Linked DNA regions of Homo sapiens: region 2 is linked to region 1. The links are chromatin loops, found by intact Hi-C in ENCODE. Cell type or tissue: dorsolateral prefrontal cortex. All regions are shown on one strand. Each heading gives the region's core, and the rest is flanking DNA. Links, peaks and the distances in the headings are about the cores only. Region 1 holds the start of KU-MEL-3 (a long non-coding RNA gene). Region 2 has its middle 83 kb from the start of LINC02533.

What was found. Peaks named below come from ENCODE experiments on the same cell type or tissue, not always from the same donor. Only the 100,000 strongest peaks of a DNase experiment are listed, where the experiment ranks them.
Region 2: it touches region 1 in a loop (2.9-fold over the local background); 3 of 110 quality-filtered maps call a loop at or near these places.

The regions. Positions count from the first base shown.
Region 1 is chr6:4,605,360-4,613,687 of GRCh38, forward strand. It overlaps KU-MEL-3 (a long non-coding RNA gene), which reads left to right and starts at 5,206. Exons shown (of 2, transcript NR_122107.1): 1 at 5,206-5,453; 2 at 5,619-6,560. In dorsolateral prefrontal cortex, for the core only: no CTCF peak of the experiment used is centred there; DNase peaks (open chromatin) are centred at 1,862, 3,312, 3,622 and 5,126; H3K4me3 peaks cover 2,651 bases; H3K27ac peaks cover 4,016 bases.
Region 2 is chr6:4,401,364-4,409,691 of GRCh38, forward strand. No RefSeq gene overlaps it. Among named protein-coding and RNA genes, the nearest start is that of LINC02533, 83 kb to the right of the region's middle. RefSeq lists an enhancer at 1,258-2,131. In dorsolateral prefrontal cortex, for the core only: no CTCF peak of the experiment used is centred there; a DNase peak (open chromatin) is centred at 4,416; H3K27ac peaks cover 2,182 bases.

The sequences.
Region 1 (8,328 bases), core at 217-8,216:
CCCTCCCTAGAACCTGCAGACAGCATGGCCCCACCAACACCTCGATTTCAGACTTCCAGCCTCCAAAACCGTGAAAAAATAAATTTCTGTTGTTTTGAGTCACCCAATTTGTGGCACTAGGAGACTAATACAGTATTTAAAAAAAAAACAACAAGATGATTTGCAGTTAAAACATTTGGGAATCCATGAGCATTGAGTTTCCCTTTTGGAAACAGACATACACAATGTACCCTGGACTATCAGAGATTCTAAGGAAAACTCATAGTAAAGTGCTAGTTTGACCTACAGTGCACTCCAAGTTTGTGTAGCCAAAAAATACCTTGTTTGTGGCACAGCTAAATAGTGATGTTCAGTGGAGCACTAGGTGTCCCAGGAGTACAAAAACCAACAATCAAATGTATAAAGGGATTGAAGACTTTATGGAAAAGTGTGGGGAAACGGTGCCCTGGCACCACTAGCGTCCCAGAACCACAGCATGCCAGGACAGACAGAAGCCTCAGACCTCAGTTCATTTCTGCCACTCATTTTTGCACTCAGGAAACTGAGGCCTAGCTTAAAAAGCGTGTTGGCCAAAACACAAACACAGCACTAATGGTTGCATAACTGGAAGAAAAATTTATTATTAGATACTCAATTCTTCACTCAGAGTCACATGAATTTATTTCTGAATAAGCCCATCCTATAGAATTATAAACCCACACTACCTAAAAGCTGGGTTCTACCTTCCCCACAATTGAACTGAATTCCTACTCCTGCAATTGGCTTTTTAAAATTATGCATGGAGCCCGCTAGGGGAGGAATCTGAGGCCAATACATGCTCCAGCGAAGTGACAGCTCCTCAACGGCTCCCTCCAGGAGACAAGCAACCTGCCCTCAGTGCTCAGCCTGCCTGCTGGAACCCGAGACCTCTGCACTGCAGGTGCAGCACGCGTTGCTGATGCCACGCAAGTGTAGAAGGGGGTCTGTAGGAAGACCACCAGCTCTAGGGACTGCAGGGGTGGGGCCTGAGTGGGTTAGGTCACCTGGGACTGGGATGCTTGTGATTGGTCAAGGGAGTGCTGATCCTTGGAGAACTTACAAAAAAGGGAGGCAAACGAAATAGGGCAGGGGATGGGTCACTCCGAGACACTTGCTTCTCACCCCAATATCCTTACGTAAACTTTAACTTTGCTTATACATTTGCCTGATTTCCGTTTTTAAGCCACTCAGTGCCTCTTTGGAGCCAACTCACACAGGCTCTAAAGAGAAGAGTATCAAACACCCAGAAATTTTGCAAGCCAGTTGTTAAGCTATTGGCAATTTGAAATTGGCCACAGTGGGAGTATTTTTTACACCACAGATATTGGCAAATGTTACAAATCAGGGTTGCTGAAGGATTTTGGTCCATAGAGCTGACTTTCCACTGCACCAAGTCATTCTCCATTGACTTTGCTTTCCTCCAGCATGGTCTGACACGTTCCTGCCGGGATTGTGGGCAGCTGCCCCTTGCTGTCTTTCTAACATTAGCCCATGCATCTGTAATCTTTCTGTGGGAACCACTGTTCTTCTGCCCTGCCCTTTTGTAAACTCTCCCCACTTGGAACGCAAAGTGAAAATGAAGCCCTCGCTGCCAGAAACAGGGACACAGAGAAACACCTTGGAAACACTGCTCCTCCCAGTCGGCAGCACCAAAGGCTTCACAGCTCCATGTAATTTCACGCTCAACATCAAGTGATTCACAATAGCACCTTGTAACCAGAAAAGGCACAAAGCGCCATCCTCATTGCTCTGCTGTCTGCAGGAAGCAGGAGGCTCTATCTTCCAGCATTGGTGGCCGCGGCCCTTGTGCCAGGCTGCCTGCACTTGGAGCTCATCCATCCCTGGTAGGAGCACCCGGACTCCACTCCAGATGGTGGGAAGCCTGGCCAGTGGAGCGAGTTACCAGCTTCCGCCGAGTGGTGAGAACGAATGACTCTAATGTGTGTTTCCTTGGCGGCTTGACTTGCTGCTCCTTCATTCTTGACATTCGGCCAAGATCCCTCCTGATTTTCTAATGATCCCCCTGTAACAGCCTTGGAAATCTCCCACTCACCAGAACTCATGCAAACGTATGCCAGATGAACAGAAAAAGAATATGATCTAATTGTTTTTTCAGGCAAAATGTGCAGTAACCAAGAGCAGGTTAGACCTGTTGAAAATTCTTATAGGCTGGTCATTTGTGAGTCATACTTACATGACCCTGAATTGCCTTGCTTGGGGTTAATTGCATGGTTTGGCCAGCTGCCTCTATAATTGGCTCGATTTGGTTACAGAAGCCACTAAAACAATGATCTGAGGTCACTGGCTGTTTCAGACCAAGGGGCAGCAAAATTGAAAGCAAAGCGACCAGCCAAATTAACCAATAAAAAGACCAATTTGACGCTACACGGGAAATATAACCTTATATAAATCTGGGGAGAGCAATTAGTTTGAAACATTTGCAATTGTTGATATTTGACTGTTTTAATCTTTTAAAAACGGCAATTTTAAACAGCTCAGCCAAATAGTCCCCTTGGTTCTCAAGCAATCACTACTCTAACATTTCAGAATTGTCTGGGCTGGGGCTGGGGAGAAGTCAGCAGGAGAAAGAAACACATCTCTCACCATGCTTCCTGTGGTTCTGACACCTTCTTCTCAAGTACAGTTTAGTGGAAAGAGCCCTGGTTTAAGACTCAGGAGACCTAATTTTAGCCCCAATTGACTTCCTATAGGGCCTTCGACAAGCCATTTCTCCTTTAAGTCTCGTTCTGTTCAACTGAAACAATATCATAAACATTCTCGTGATGCCGAAATGAACTGACGGATGGGAACATGCTTTTTTAAAGTGAAAATTATTACACAGATAATTCATAAAGGCTACACACATTATAGTTATCAACTCCTATTGATATGTGAGTGTGTATACTCCCGCAGGAGAGAATAAACTTTGAATGCAACCATAACTTATTACCCCTTTGTTCCAGTGTCACTTCTGATAGCAAACAATGCCAAAACAGTAACAAATTGCCATTGTATTTTCCATTAGTCATCAGAGTATAAAAGATTTGATAAATAGCGAGAAAACACATTGGCTCTTTCGGGTGGGAAATCCGTGTTATTGACAGTAGCAAATTACATGTCTTTGAAAAAGATGGTGTCACGGTTCTTAGAGATTATTTGCATTGCTACTGAGACATAAGAAAACCTCAAGGAGCTTTTAAAGGCCGTGTCTGTGAGATGAATGGTCTGGTGTCCTCACCCAGCCCCCCTTGTTCCAGCATTCGTGTGACACTGCCGGGCAGCTGCCTTGGCATGAGCCTTCTCTGTCCAAGAACAGACTGCCAGGCCTGAACACGGAGAGGAGGAACAGCCTCTGGGGTATTCCCTGACTTTGGGGAGGCACGATGACCAGGCTGGGGCCTGTGCTTTGGGGGAAAGCACACAAGGAGATCGAGGGTGTTTTTTCTGTGTCCTCTGCTCCTGTCCTTGCCATTGCCTCTGCGCAGCTGCCTCCTGTTCTTTCACTCCGGTGACAGCCCGGGCAGATGCCTCCCTCCAGAGCCGCTGCCAGCCCTACTCCATGGACAGCTGTCGCCACGGCCCCAGGAGAGCAGCGTGACCACCGGCACCAGCCATGAGGAGGGCACATCTGCAGAGAATCCCCTACCCCTGGCTGCGGGCCTGAGGGCTCAGCGCCCTACTGTACAGGACGTTCCCAGCTGGCGCCACTTAACACGAGCCTCTTCTTCACTTGGTTTTTCACCTCTGAGATGTTCCGCTCTGCTGCAAGCAATAGGGTGTTTCACAGATCCATACTTGTCTTTACAATTTCCAGGCTTAGGAAATATTTTTAAATTTTATTGATGACCTTTCCAAAGTTTAAATGAGTTAGCCCTTGGATGTTAAGAGGAAATAGTATTTTAAAGACAAAGTAAAAGAATGCCAAATCTATGAGGACATTATGCTAAGTGAAATAAGCCAGTCACAAAATGACAAGTATTGCTGATTCCACCTATATAAGGTCCTAGATTAGTCAAACTCGTAGAGACTGAGAGTAGAAAGGGGATGCCAGGGACTGCAGAGTGGGGCTAGGGAAGTGGGGAGTTAGGATTTAACGTGTACAGAGTTCCAGTTCGGGAGGATGGAAAGACTTCCGGAGGTTAGGCACAGGGGCTCATGCCTATAATCTCCACACTTTCAGAGACCAAGGAAGGAGAACTGCTTGAGGCCAGGAGTTTGAAACCAGACTGGGCAACATAGTGAGATCCCATCTCTACAAAAAATTTAAAAAATTAAACAGTGTGGGGACGTGAGCCTGTAGCCCCAGCTACTCAGGAGGCTGAGGTGAGAGGATTGTTTGAACCCAGGAGGTTGAGGCCACAGTGAGCTGTAATCACACCACTCCACTCCAGTCTGGGTAACAGAGCGACACCCTATCTCAAATAAATAAATAAATCTTTTTAAAAATAAAAGAATTGGATATGATGTTAAATTTTATGTTATGTGTATATTGCCACAATTTAAAATTTTTTAAAGAATACCAAATCAAGAAGTGCTAAAGTTCATGGAATTACCTATATCAGAGGTGGTGGGAGTCAGGAGTATGGAAAAGAACCCTTCAAATGAAAAGGTTCATGATTATCGAAAACAGCTTGTCCTGTTTTTACCAACTGGAAACTTTCTCTAGGAAAGCAGCTATTCCTAATGGCATTTCTAAAATTATGCAAACACAAAACCAAAAAGAAGGCAGGCACCCAGTAAAGTTATCTAAGACTTTGGTGGGAAAATAAATAAATAAACCTGCCGCCTCACGGTTGTTTCTCCTCACCTACAAGGCTTTGATTTCTGAGATGGGGCCTGAAGCAGGAATTCCTCACACAATGGATGCTCAATTTGTCACAGGATGTGCCTCTCCACTCTCATACCAGATAAAAGGTTAGCCTGGTTTTTCATCTAGCTGTGTCTCCCTCAGAATCAAAACTATCGTCCTCCTCAGTGCTGGATCGAGTCCTTTCATCTTTAATTTGACCAAAATGGAAACCAGGATCATGAGAATTCCTCGGGGCTGGTGTTGAAAGGAATTTCCCCTGCTCTTGCCAGAGTCTCGAGGGGTGGCCTCCTTCCACGGGTGAGTAACCACAAGTCCATGTGACCGAACAAACAGCATATTCTTTTGTTCAAAAGAGAAAAACAACATTGAAGGAAATCAGCTGAAGAAAATTGAGATGAAAGCCAGTCCACGCCTCAGCATCCTGAGGAAATGTTCTTCCTTGATGCTCTGAGCTCTCTAAGAAGTTACCACAAAACCAAACCCATCAGAAGTTTGCAGGACGTCCTTGTTTAGAGCTGGGAAATAAACCACGAAACAGCGCAAAGGAGAGTCCAGGCCTGCCAATGCTTCCGCGAACTCCTCGCCCCGACCTCATCCTTCTCCAGCTCCTACCTGCAGGCCTCAGGTGAGCTCCGGAGTCTAGTCATTCCTGTTGGGAGGCAAGTGTGTGACTGGTGTGCAAGTCAGGTCAGGAGGCTGCCTTGGTGTCCAGCAAGTCTTGTTTGCGGAGGCAGGGACTGCTGGGTTGGGGCACTTCCCGACCCTGTTTCTGCTCTTCTCCCCTCTGCAGGCCTCCTGACCTCCAGGCTCCTTACCCTCCCGCTGGCCTCTGCTCTACACTCATCTTTGTGCCCTGCTTCCAATCATGCCAGGCCTCGGGGTCCCTGTCTCTAACTTCACCATGAGACTCAGGTGCTTCTCTACACTCCACCCTCTCCAACACTGTTTGGAATCTCAGGCTTGGTCCCAATCCTATGGGCTAACTTTGAAAAGACCGCTGTTCATAAGGAGAGAGAAAGGAGGAAGAGATGAGAAAGGAAGACAGAGAAAGAAACTCTATGATCACGGTTTTTCCAAAATTCATGGTTAAATTAGAACTTACTATGTGCAAATATAGAAGCACGGGTCCACAGAGTTCCAGAGAATGAATGCTGACGACTAAGCACCAGCCTCCACTCCCTGCCCCATAGTGAGTATCCCTCCTCTGTGTGCTCATGCTGTGAATCCCCCCCATTCTACCACTTCTCCCCTCATCACTGGCTTGCTGTAGGATCAGAAGTTCCTTAAGAACAAGAACCTTCTCCCAGTGTATCCCCAGCACCTAATACAGAAGGTAATAAGGAGGAGGCATCTGCTAAACGCTTGTTGAAGGAGTGAAATTGAGAGACCAGGAAGGGCCTGCAGGCATTGTGGTGAGCCTGCCTGTTGTCCACGTGGCTGCAGCAAGCAAACATGGGTTTTCCTTGGAAGGACTGTGGGCCATCAACCCATTAATTGCCGAGTTGCTTCTATCAGGGCAAGGCTGTGGAATCCTGTTATCCTAGACAATGAGGTACAGGGTGCAAGCAGATCTGTGTGCTGCTGTCTTCCGGTAAACGGACCAAGTTCTCACTTCCCATCCTCCTCCCCAGTCTCACCCACCCGTGCTCCCAAGAGAGCAATTCATCATGTCAGTGTCTGGTGTTTTCTTGAAGGCCTGTGCTAAATAAAGTGGATTGTTTATAAAGTGGGATTATTCTCCAAGCACAGAAGCAGATTCCTGGGCAAGTTGTTGCGCTGAGTGTAATTAATGAAATGCTTTTTGGACCAAATTGTCCAATGGAATGAGATCACCCACTGCCAGACTGGGTCATTCAGACCCAAAATAGATGGTCTGTATTCAATCCTAGATTTAAAACACACACACACACACACACACACACACACACACGTTGCTTAACGTCCTTCGCATCAGGAAACTACCAGAATACAGCAGACTGCGATTGTTAGAAGTGTAGAGTCAAGGTACCATTTCTAATTTTCTCTTTTTTTCTATAGTCAACACTTATTCAGTGAGCCGAGATCATGCCACTGCACTCAAGCCTGGGGGACAGAGCGAGACTCCGTCTCAAAAAAAAAAAAAAAAAAAAAAAACAAAAAAACAAGAAAATTTTCTATGCATCCAGGTTAACATCTTTGAAGCAGCATTTTCTGTCATCCACTGGAGCACTCATTTAGACAGGACTGCATAACTGCAAAGCACCCTGGGGCCTGGAGCAATGGTGAGCATGAGGCATTGTAACTTAGATGTTGCTTCAGTGAGAAAATGCTTCTCCTTCCTTCCAGAAGGAACCAACAGAAAATGAGAGGAGAAAGAAAAGGGCTGAGAAAAGTAGCTTTGACCACTTAGCAACAGTATTTCAGAATCATTACTCTAGAGAAAACAAGGAGAACTCAAAACTTTCATAGATTATGTCCCACGCAAAGAGTTTGCAGTGACCTTCAGAAACATTTTCAGTGACTTGGAGACCTTCCTGCAATGCTGTGCATAAATCTGTCAGCATTGCAATCCATGCAGCCTTATCATCTGAATTCAAATCCTCCCTGGACATTCTGCAGACTCACCACTTAAATTAGACAACCAGCTAGAAAACACTGTTGCAACACGAAATCCATTCCAAAACTCCACAAAGTGTTGCTCATGGGGGAGATCCATCTGTGAGTCAAAAAGAGATGAGCTCAAAGGATTTGGGGGTTGCCTCTGTCTTCCCAGAATGTAGCCGTTGCCTGGCAGACAGCATTACAACAAGGGCTGTGCCTGCACTTGGGCCAAAGAGCTGTCGCTCCTGCTTTGAAATCTTGGCATGACCTGGAGGTTTCCCTCACTTTCTCCCTCCATAACCCAAACCATGGCCAAAACCCACTTTCTCGTTTTTCACATGGCTGCTCCTACAATGTTGCTGCTGGGAACCCAGTGGAGTACCTGCCCATTGTTCTCCCAGCCCTGGCCTGTCTATGTGGCCTCCTCCCACAAAGAGGTGGCTTTTTATCTTCAGTCCAGAGCAAAAGGCTCAGACAGTTACCACGGAAAGAAATGTCACCATAATGAGCAGGCCCTCCTTTTATCACAGGGTGCTGGGTACTCGACCTGACCTCAGCTGGGCTAGAGAGCCCATGAAGCTCAGGCGGGAGCACTAAACCACCACCCACCTGCATGACCCACCTGCAACTCCTCAGCTGTATCCCTCTTCTGCCCAAGCATCCCATCCTGCTCCTTCCCAGCCAGCATCCTTAGTGACCATGAAGCACAGCCTGGCAAGCTCTTGCCCACAAAGAGTGTAGACAGTTGTTTGCTTCCTCCCCAGAAGGGCAAACCGTAATCACCATGGCATGAGAGAACCCAACCCAGAGAACCCACATTCACATGTGCCTCTGCCCTCATGTGACCTTAAACAGCTAAATGCACATTTCTGATCTCCAATGACATCATGGTCACACAACAGAAGCCCCTTAAAGGCACC
Region 2 (8,328 bases), core at 140-8,139, 200 kb before region 1:
CCAGTTGTTTTGCATAAGAATTCCATTTAATCCTCATTGCTCGCTTCATTAGGCAGGTATTGATATACCCATTTTACAGAAGAGCTTCACCAAGTAAAGGCAGAGGGCTAGAATTAAGATTTAAACTTGAGTCTGACTCCAAAGCCCATGCTCTTGCAATGACCATGTTATGAATCTTATATTAATCTTTGTTTGGTCTTATGATCTGGCACGGTGCCTTGTACGTAAGCAATTCTCAATAAATGTTTGCAGAGTGCAATGTGTCATCTCAGAGTGTTGAAGGAAAGCAAACCAGCGTCTCAAGTAATTTAGACTTTGGCATAACTTTCTGAAAGGGACACTTACCCCTTAAAAGATGAATATTAAAAGAAATAATAAATGAATCTGGAATTAGTAGAAGGCAAAGATGTTTCCTGGCACCCCTCTCTGTCTTTTTCCTGCCACCTTTAATCTACATCAGAAAAACTGGGTCCAGCTGGTCAGAAAGGAATAGTCTTCATGGCCGTCGCAGGTGACAGTGTCCCGCCCTACCTTTGCGGGAGCCCCGCCTGGGGTTATGTCTGACATGTCCTTCTTCAGGATTCTCCACTGAGTGTGTTTCAGGCTCTCATTCTGGCAGAATGTAAGACCAGGATCTCCACCCCAGATGGAGACAGGTGTCCCCCTTCCCTCTGCTACCCAAAGGAGCTGAGCTCCTTGCAATGGGAAGACTGAGTTCCTTCCCCCTGGCCTCAGCACTGGCACACACCCAGCAGCCTCTTCCCAGAGCGCATCTCCTTCTGTGGGAGCAGGATGGCTACAGAAGGTCACCGCCTATTTGTAGCTGCTCCGTTTCCAACCAGAGACGCCTGCCAGCTGCCGCCGACCACCCCGCCGACCCTGTTTCTGTATGTCATATGGTGGCTGGGAGCCACGGGCCCTCTCCAAGTCCATCCACTTAGGATTTCCTCCTCCGTCAAACTCAGAGGCTTTGCCCAACTGCATGGGTGTCACGTGGAGGGAGCAAGTGTCACCTCCAGGCTCCCCCAAGGACTCCACACGTCCTGTAAGCATCCTCCAACTAACCCATTGCAGAGAGTCCTTAACTCCAGTTACTTTCCCCAGAGCCGCTCTGCAGATGCAAAGGGCTCGTGCTTTCATTTGTTCATTCATTCATTCAGCCATTCCTGATGTTTACTCATTCACTGCCAATCCCACACGCCTCTATGCTGCTCTCTTCCACAAGCATTTGGCTCTTCATTTCAGAATTTCCGCTGAGTCATAGCTGGAGCAGGCAGTGAGGGTGTCCCTTCAGCTCTCTAAATTTACCTCCCTGAGCTTGATTTCCCATAGTGGCCAGTTGACCTTGACCAGATTGACTTCAGAGAAGCCAGCTGTAATTAAGCAGAGGCAGAAATCTCCAAGGAGGAAGGTGCCTCAGGTCGGATGCGTCCCTCCGGTCCTGTGGCCAGAGCAGTTGCCCTCAGTGTGTGTCTCCTCCCGTCCTGGCACTGCCCATGGCAGGGCTCTTAGTACATGCCTGGCCCTGCAGCCGCATGGAGGCGTGACATGTGACCATGACTTTCGGCTGGAGGTGGGGGTCATGTGCACGTGGCCTGGGGCTTAGCTCTCACCCTGCTACTCACTCAGAATTCTCCTCTGGGTTTGGAGGTCTGTGAGCAAGATGAAAAAACACAGAATTCTGTTATTCTGTTCCTCGTAGTGTAAGCATTCTTTTTCTTGGGTTCTTTTTTAGGAACAGAACAAAATTAAAAGTAAAGGGAGCCAAAAGCAGCAACACCCAGGGCTGAAGCGTAGGACTGAAGGAACACATTTAGAAACACGTGTGACCATCGCTGCCATGGCTGTGTGACTATAGGCCAGTTGTTTAACTTCTCTGGGCTTTGTGCTGCTCATGAGACCCAAGGTCGCTGTTGTAAGACATCTGTGTGCATGTGTGTGTGCGTGTGCATATCCCTTGATCGTTCTATTTTTCTATGTCTGCTTACTCTAGCAATAGAGAGAGCACCCAAAATGCTAAATAACACCAAAGGCCACAAAATGGATGGCACGGTGGCATTGCACTCGAGGAGCCCGGGTTGCTATTATTTTCTGTTTTTCCAGAATGTTAACAGGAAACACAGAGTTCTATTGTGAGGCAAACCTTCTCCTTTTCCAATGGGGCAAATGTTCCAGGCACACACCCAGCTGAACAACATCGACATTCTTGCCTTTGGTCATTGAGATGCTGGCACCTTTTGGAAAACTTGCCAGAAGTTTTTCTCTTGCTGCTCCACAGCGTAGGGGAAGAAGAGGTGGCTGGGTTTTGTTACTCAGCCATCAACAAAAATGAAGAAAATGGGGGAGTCTTCCCAAATAAATGACTCCTGCTTTCCAGGGAGACACATTATTGGAGATAAATACACTAAATTTTGCTGTTTGACTGTCTCCATCTGAATCCATGTACCAGGAATATGACAAAGTCAAGGCAGGTGTATGTAGAATAAAAAACATAAACGGGGGAAGCTGAAACGTTAGAATATGCATAGTGGATATCCTGTGTTAAGTCAAGTTTGCTTCTGAATGCCAACAAGCAGGACAACAGTATGGTAAATACAGAACTTGCCAAGAAGCACAATGTGTCCCACAGATACTATTTCATTCTTCACAGACCAGTGAGTCCTCAGCTGAGGGTGGGGACAAGGAGGGCAGCACGTGACAGTCCCTTGGAAGTTTTTCAAATCCCATACACACACTCATGCTTCTCCTTCCCACCCTTCTGTAGAGATTTCAGCATGCCGCCCCCTTTGAGAAGTGCTGTGCTTTTTAGGGACATTCTCCCAAAGATAGCCTGTGGTGCTTTCATGCTATTAATGGACCAGAGCATTAAAAATGAAATTCTGCTACTTCCTGCCAATCAAATTCTTCCCCGAGCCAAAACCCCAGCCCAGGTGATGGAGTCTTAGCATAACTCTCAAGGCTCACCAGTCTTTATGAACTTGATCCTTTTCATTTAGTTAAAAGAAATCATTTAAGCTTACATCCAACTTTAAGTCATTGATAGTCATGGGAGACCAGAAGGTTATGGATAATTGATATCCACTGATAATCCCCAAGCCTCATTTGGATCAGTAGTTTCAACTCTCCCTCCCTGAAAGCTCTTATTGGAGCTGCTTATAATGCAGCTACCCTCACTGGTTTGTGTTATCTCCTATCCTTGTATCATTCCATCTCCCAGCAGAAGCGGAAAGTATTGAAAAGGCCCATGGGCAGCCAGCCAGCAAAAAGAAGAAGCTGAAACATCCCACAGCAGGGAATTGCTATGTATGTAAGCCCCATTTCAAGAACAACTAATACAGAAAAATCCAAATCTTAAAACCTACAAATTAGTGCACGAGTACTACAACTGATGTGCCTTACAAACAGATTTTTACTTAATAAACAGACTCTGTGAGATCTTTGGCCAATGGTTATTCCTTTGTATGGCTTCTTGAAATTCCCTGAGAAATTAAAGAAAGTGATGGACCCCTTTTCCAGAAAATTGTATTCACACATACAGACATAAAATTTTGCTTATAATTTCAAGGGTTTCACAGAACTACCAAGCAGCTTATAGATATAATGCAATATATTGAACCTAATGCAAACAATAAATAGATGTAGCCAGGCATGGTGTTTCATACCTGTAGACCCAGCTAATTGGGAGGCCGAGGCAGGAGAATCACTTGAGCCCAGGAGTTCAAGACCAGCCTGGGCAAGATAGTGAGACCCCATCTCAAAAAATCAATTATTTATTAATTAAGAAAAGAAATGTAATTCCTTTCTTCTATTAGATTACGACCTATAAGAAAGAATAGTAAACACTACAAATCTGACTGTATTATGGGTTATAATGAAAGACATACAATGCACCAATATGATGTATACATAATTTAATTATATATATTTTATCAGGCAGAGTGGACAAGCCTTAACCAAACCTGTCTCAGTTACTCTAAAGACTACACTCTAGGTGGAGCCAAGATAGCCGACTAGAAACAGCGGCAATCAAAGGCTCCTATGAAAAAGAACCATAATTGGTGCGTAAATCCTTCATGGGCAACCAAGCTACCCAGGTTCTCTCATCAGGACTGACTTAGGCACCTGATGTGATCCATGATAAGGAAGGAAGAGCAGTGGAGTGTGGCAGCCACCTAAGAGCCACACGGGGCAGGGGAGTTCCACCCCCAGCAAAGGGAGGCGGTGAGTGAGCGTGCTACCCAGCCGGGGAAACCGTGCTTTTTACACAGAACTGTGCAACCTACGGATTGGAAGATCCCACTGGCAAACCCATGCCACCGGGGCCTAGGGTCCCAAACTTGGAGCCGCGCACATTCTCAACAGCCCCTCACTGGAATCTGCTTAAGCCTGCCAAGCTTCCGGGGGGAGGGGTGACCAACACCACAGCTGCAGCTGCCTGCTGCCTAAGCCATTTGAGCTCCTTGGGGTAGAGGCAGCAGCCAGCACTGGGACTCATAACTGCCTAACACACTAAGCTCCCTGAGCGGGGGAAGGGCAGAAGCCATTTCTATAGTCAGGCCGCACTTTTCTCCTGCTGGAGTCAGGGAGGCACCACGGCTTGGTCCCCAAGAGGTGTCCCCCACAGCCCAACATACCAGCTGTGGCAGACTGTGGCCAGAGCGCCTCTTCAGGCCTGACACTGACACATCCTTCCTCACTGGGCAGGGCTTCCCTGCAGGAACTCCAACAACTGCAGCCAGAGGCTCAGGGACAGAACCGAGATCTCCCTGGGCCTGAGCCCCTAATGGGAGGGGTGGCCGCACCTCCATTACCAGGAGGAAAGGAAGATTTAGCCTTTCCTCCTGGTAGTTCTGAGGAATCTGGACAGCCCAGATGAATGGGTTTCCCCAAAGCGAAGCACACTCCCTCCACCAAGGGACAGTCAAAATGCTTCATTAAACCAGTCCTGTTCCCTGTGCCACCCAACTGGGTGAGACCCTCCAACAGGGGTTGTCAGAGAGCCTATACAGGAGTGATACTACTGGCATCAGGTTAGTGCCCCTCAAGGTGAGAGGTCCCAGAAGAAGAAGCAGGGACTCATCTTTGCTGTTCTCCAGCCTCCTTGAGTGATATCTGTAGGCATGGGAGCGAACCAGATGAGTAGGGTCTGAAGTGAACCCCCAGCAAACAGCAGCAGCCCTTTAGAAGAGGGATCTGACTATTGAAAGAAAAACAAACAAACAGAAAGCAACAACATCATCAACAACAAAAAGTCCCCACAAAAACCCCATCCAAAGATCAGCATCCTCAAAGAGCAAAACTAGACAAATATGCAGATGAGAAAGAATCAATGAAAAAACACTGAAAAACCCAAAAGGCCAGGGTGCCTCTTCTCTTAAATGATTGCAACTCCTCTCCAGCAAGGGTACAGAACTGGACAGAGGATGAGATGGATGAATTGACAGAAGTAGGCTGCAGGAGATGGGCAACAAAAAACTCTGCTGAGCTAAAGAAGCATGATCTAACCCAATGCAAAGAAGCTAAGAACCTTGATAAAAGGTCAGAAGAGCTGCTAACTAGAATAATCAGTTTAGAGAGGAAGATAAATTACCTGATTGAGCTGAAAAACACAGCACGAGAACTTTGTGAGACATACACAAGTATCAATAGCCAAATCAACCAAGGGGAAGAAAGGATATCAGAGTTTGAAGACCACCTTGCTGAAAGAAGACATGCAGACAAGATTACAGAGAAAAGAATGCAAAGGAATGAACAAAGCCTCCAAGAAATATGGGACTTTGTAAAAAGACTGAACCTATGATTGACTGGAGTACCTGAAGGAGATGGGGAGAATGGAAACAAGCTGGAAAACATACTTCAGGATATTATCCAGGAGAACTTCCCCAACCTAGCAAGACAAGCCAACATGCAAATTCAGGAAATACAGAGAACACCACAAAGATACTCCATGAGAAGACCAATTCCAAGACACATAATCATCAGATTGTCCAAGGTCAAAATGAAGGAAAAAATGTTAAGGGCAGCCAGAGAGAAAGGACAGATCTCCTACAAAGGGAAGCCCATCAGACTAACAGCAAACTTCTCAACAGAAACTCTGCAAGCCAGAAGAGAGTGGGAGCCAAAATTCAACATCATTAACGAAAAGAATTTTCAACCCAGAATTTCATATCCAGCCAAACTAAGCCTCATAAGTGAAGGAGAAATAAAATCCTTTCTAGACAAGCAAATGCTGAGGAATTTCATTGCCACCAGGCGTGCCTTGTGAGAGCTCCTGAAAGCAGCACTAAATATGGAAAGGAAAAACCAGTACCAGCCACTGCAAAAACACACCAAAAAAATAAAGACCAATGACACTATGAAGAAACTGCATCAACTAGTATGCAAAATAACCAGCTAGCATCATGATGACTGGATCAAATTCACACATAACAATACTAACCTTAAATGTAAATGAGCTAAATGCCCCATTTAAAAGACACAGACTGGCAAATTGGATGAGTCAAGATCCATTGGTGTGCTGTATTCAGGAGATCTATCTCACATGCAAAAACACACATAGGCTCAAAATAAAGGGAAATGAAAGCGAATGAAAGCAAAAAAGGGAAGTGAAAGCATACCAAGTAAATGAAAGCAAAATAAAGCAGGGGTTGCAATCCTAGTCTCTGACAAAACAGACTTTAAACCAACAAAGATCAGAAAAGACAAAGAAGGGCATTACATAATGGTAAAGGAAACAATTCAACAAGAAGAGCCAACTATTCTAAATATATATGCACCCAATACAGGAGCACCCAGATTCATAAAACCAGTGCTTAGAGACCTACAAAAAGTCTTAGACTCCCACACAATAATAGTGGGAGACATTAACACCCCACTGTCAATATTAGACAGAATGAGACAGAAAATTAACAAGGATATCCAGGACTTGAACTCAGTTCTGGACCAAGCAGACCTAATAGACATCTGCAGAACTCTCCACCCCAAATCAACAGAATATACATTCTTCTCAGTGCCACATGGCACTTATTCTAAAATCAACCACATAATTGGAAGTAAAACACTCCTTGAGCAAGACTCCATCTCAAAAAAAAAAAAAAAAGAAAAGAAAAGAAAAGAAAAACCACTCCTCAGCAAATGCAAAAGCCCTGCAATCATAATGAACAGTCTCTCAGACCACGGTGCAATCAAATGAGGACACAGGATTAAGAAACTCACTCAAAACCACACAATTACATGGAAATTGAACAACCTGCTCCTGAATGACTACTGGGTAAATAATGAAATTAAGGCAGAAATCAAGAAGTTCTTTGAAACCAATGAGAACGAAGAGACAACATACTACAATCTCTGGAACACAGCTAAAGCAGTGTTAAGAGGGAAATTTATAGCACTAAATGCCCATGTTAGAAAGCTAGAAAGATCTCAAATTGACACCCTAACATCACAATTAAAAGAGCTAGAGAGGCAAGAGCAAACTAATCCAAAAGCTAGCGGAAGACAAGAAATAACTAAGATCAGAGCAGAACTGAAGCAAATAGAGACACAAAAACACCTCCAAAAAATCAATAAATCCAGGAGCTGATTTTCTGATAAAATTAACAAAATAAGTAGACCAATATCTAGACTAATAAAGAAGAAAAGAGAGAAGAATCAAATAGACACAATAAAAAATGATAAAGGAGATATCACCACTGACCCCACAGAAATATAAACTACCATCAGTAAATACTATAAACACTTCTATGCAAATAAACTAGAAAATCTAGAAAAAATTGATAATTTCCTGGACACATACACCCTTCCAAGACTAAACCAGGAAGAAGTTGAATCACTGAATACACCAATAACAAGTTCTGAAATTGAGGCAGTAATTAATAGCCTACCAACAACAACAACAAAAAAGCCCAGAACCAGACAGATCCACAGCCAAATTCTACCACAGGTACAAAGAGGAGCTGGTACCATTCCTTCTGAAACTATTCCGAACAATTGAAAAGGAGGGACTCCTCCCTAACTCATTTTATGAAACCAGTATCATCCTGATACCAAAATCAGGCAGAAACACAACAAAAAAAGAAAACTTCAGGCCAGTATCCCTGATGAACATCAATGTGAAAATCCTCAATAAAATACTGGCAAGCTGAATCCAGTAGCACATCAAAAAACGTATCCCCCATAATTAAATTGGCTTCATCCCCGGGATGCAAGGCTGGTTCAACACACACAAATCAGTAAACGTAATCCATCACATAAACAGAACCAATGACAAAAACTAAATGATTATCTCAATAGATGCAGAAAAGGCCTTTGATAAAATTCAACAACCCT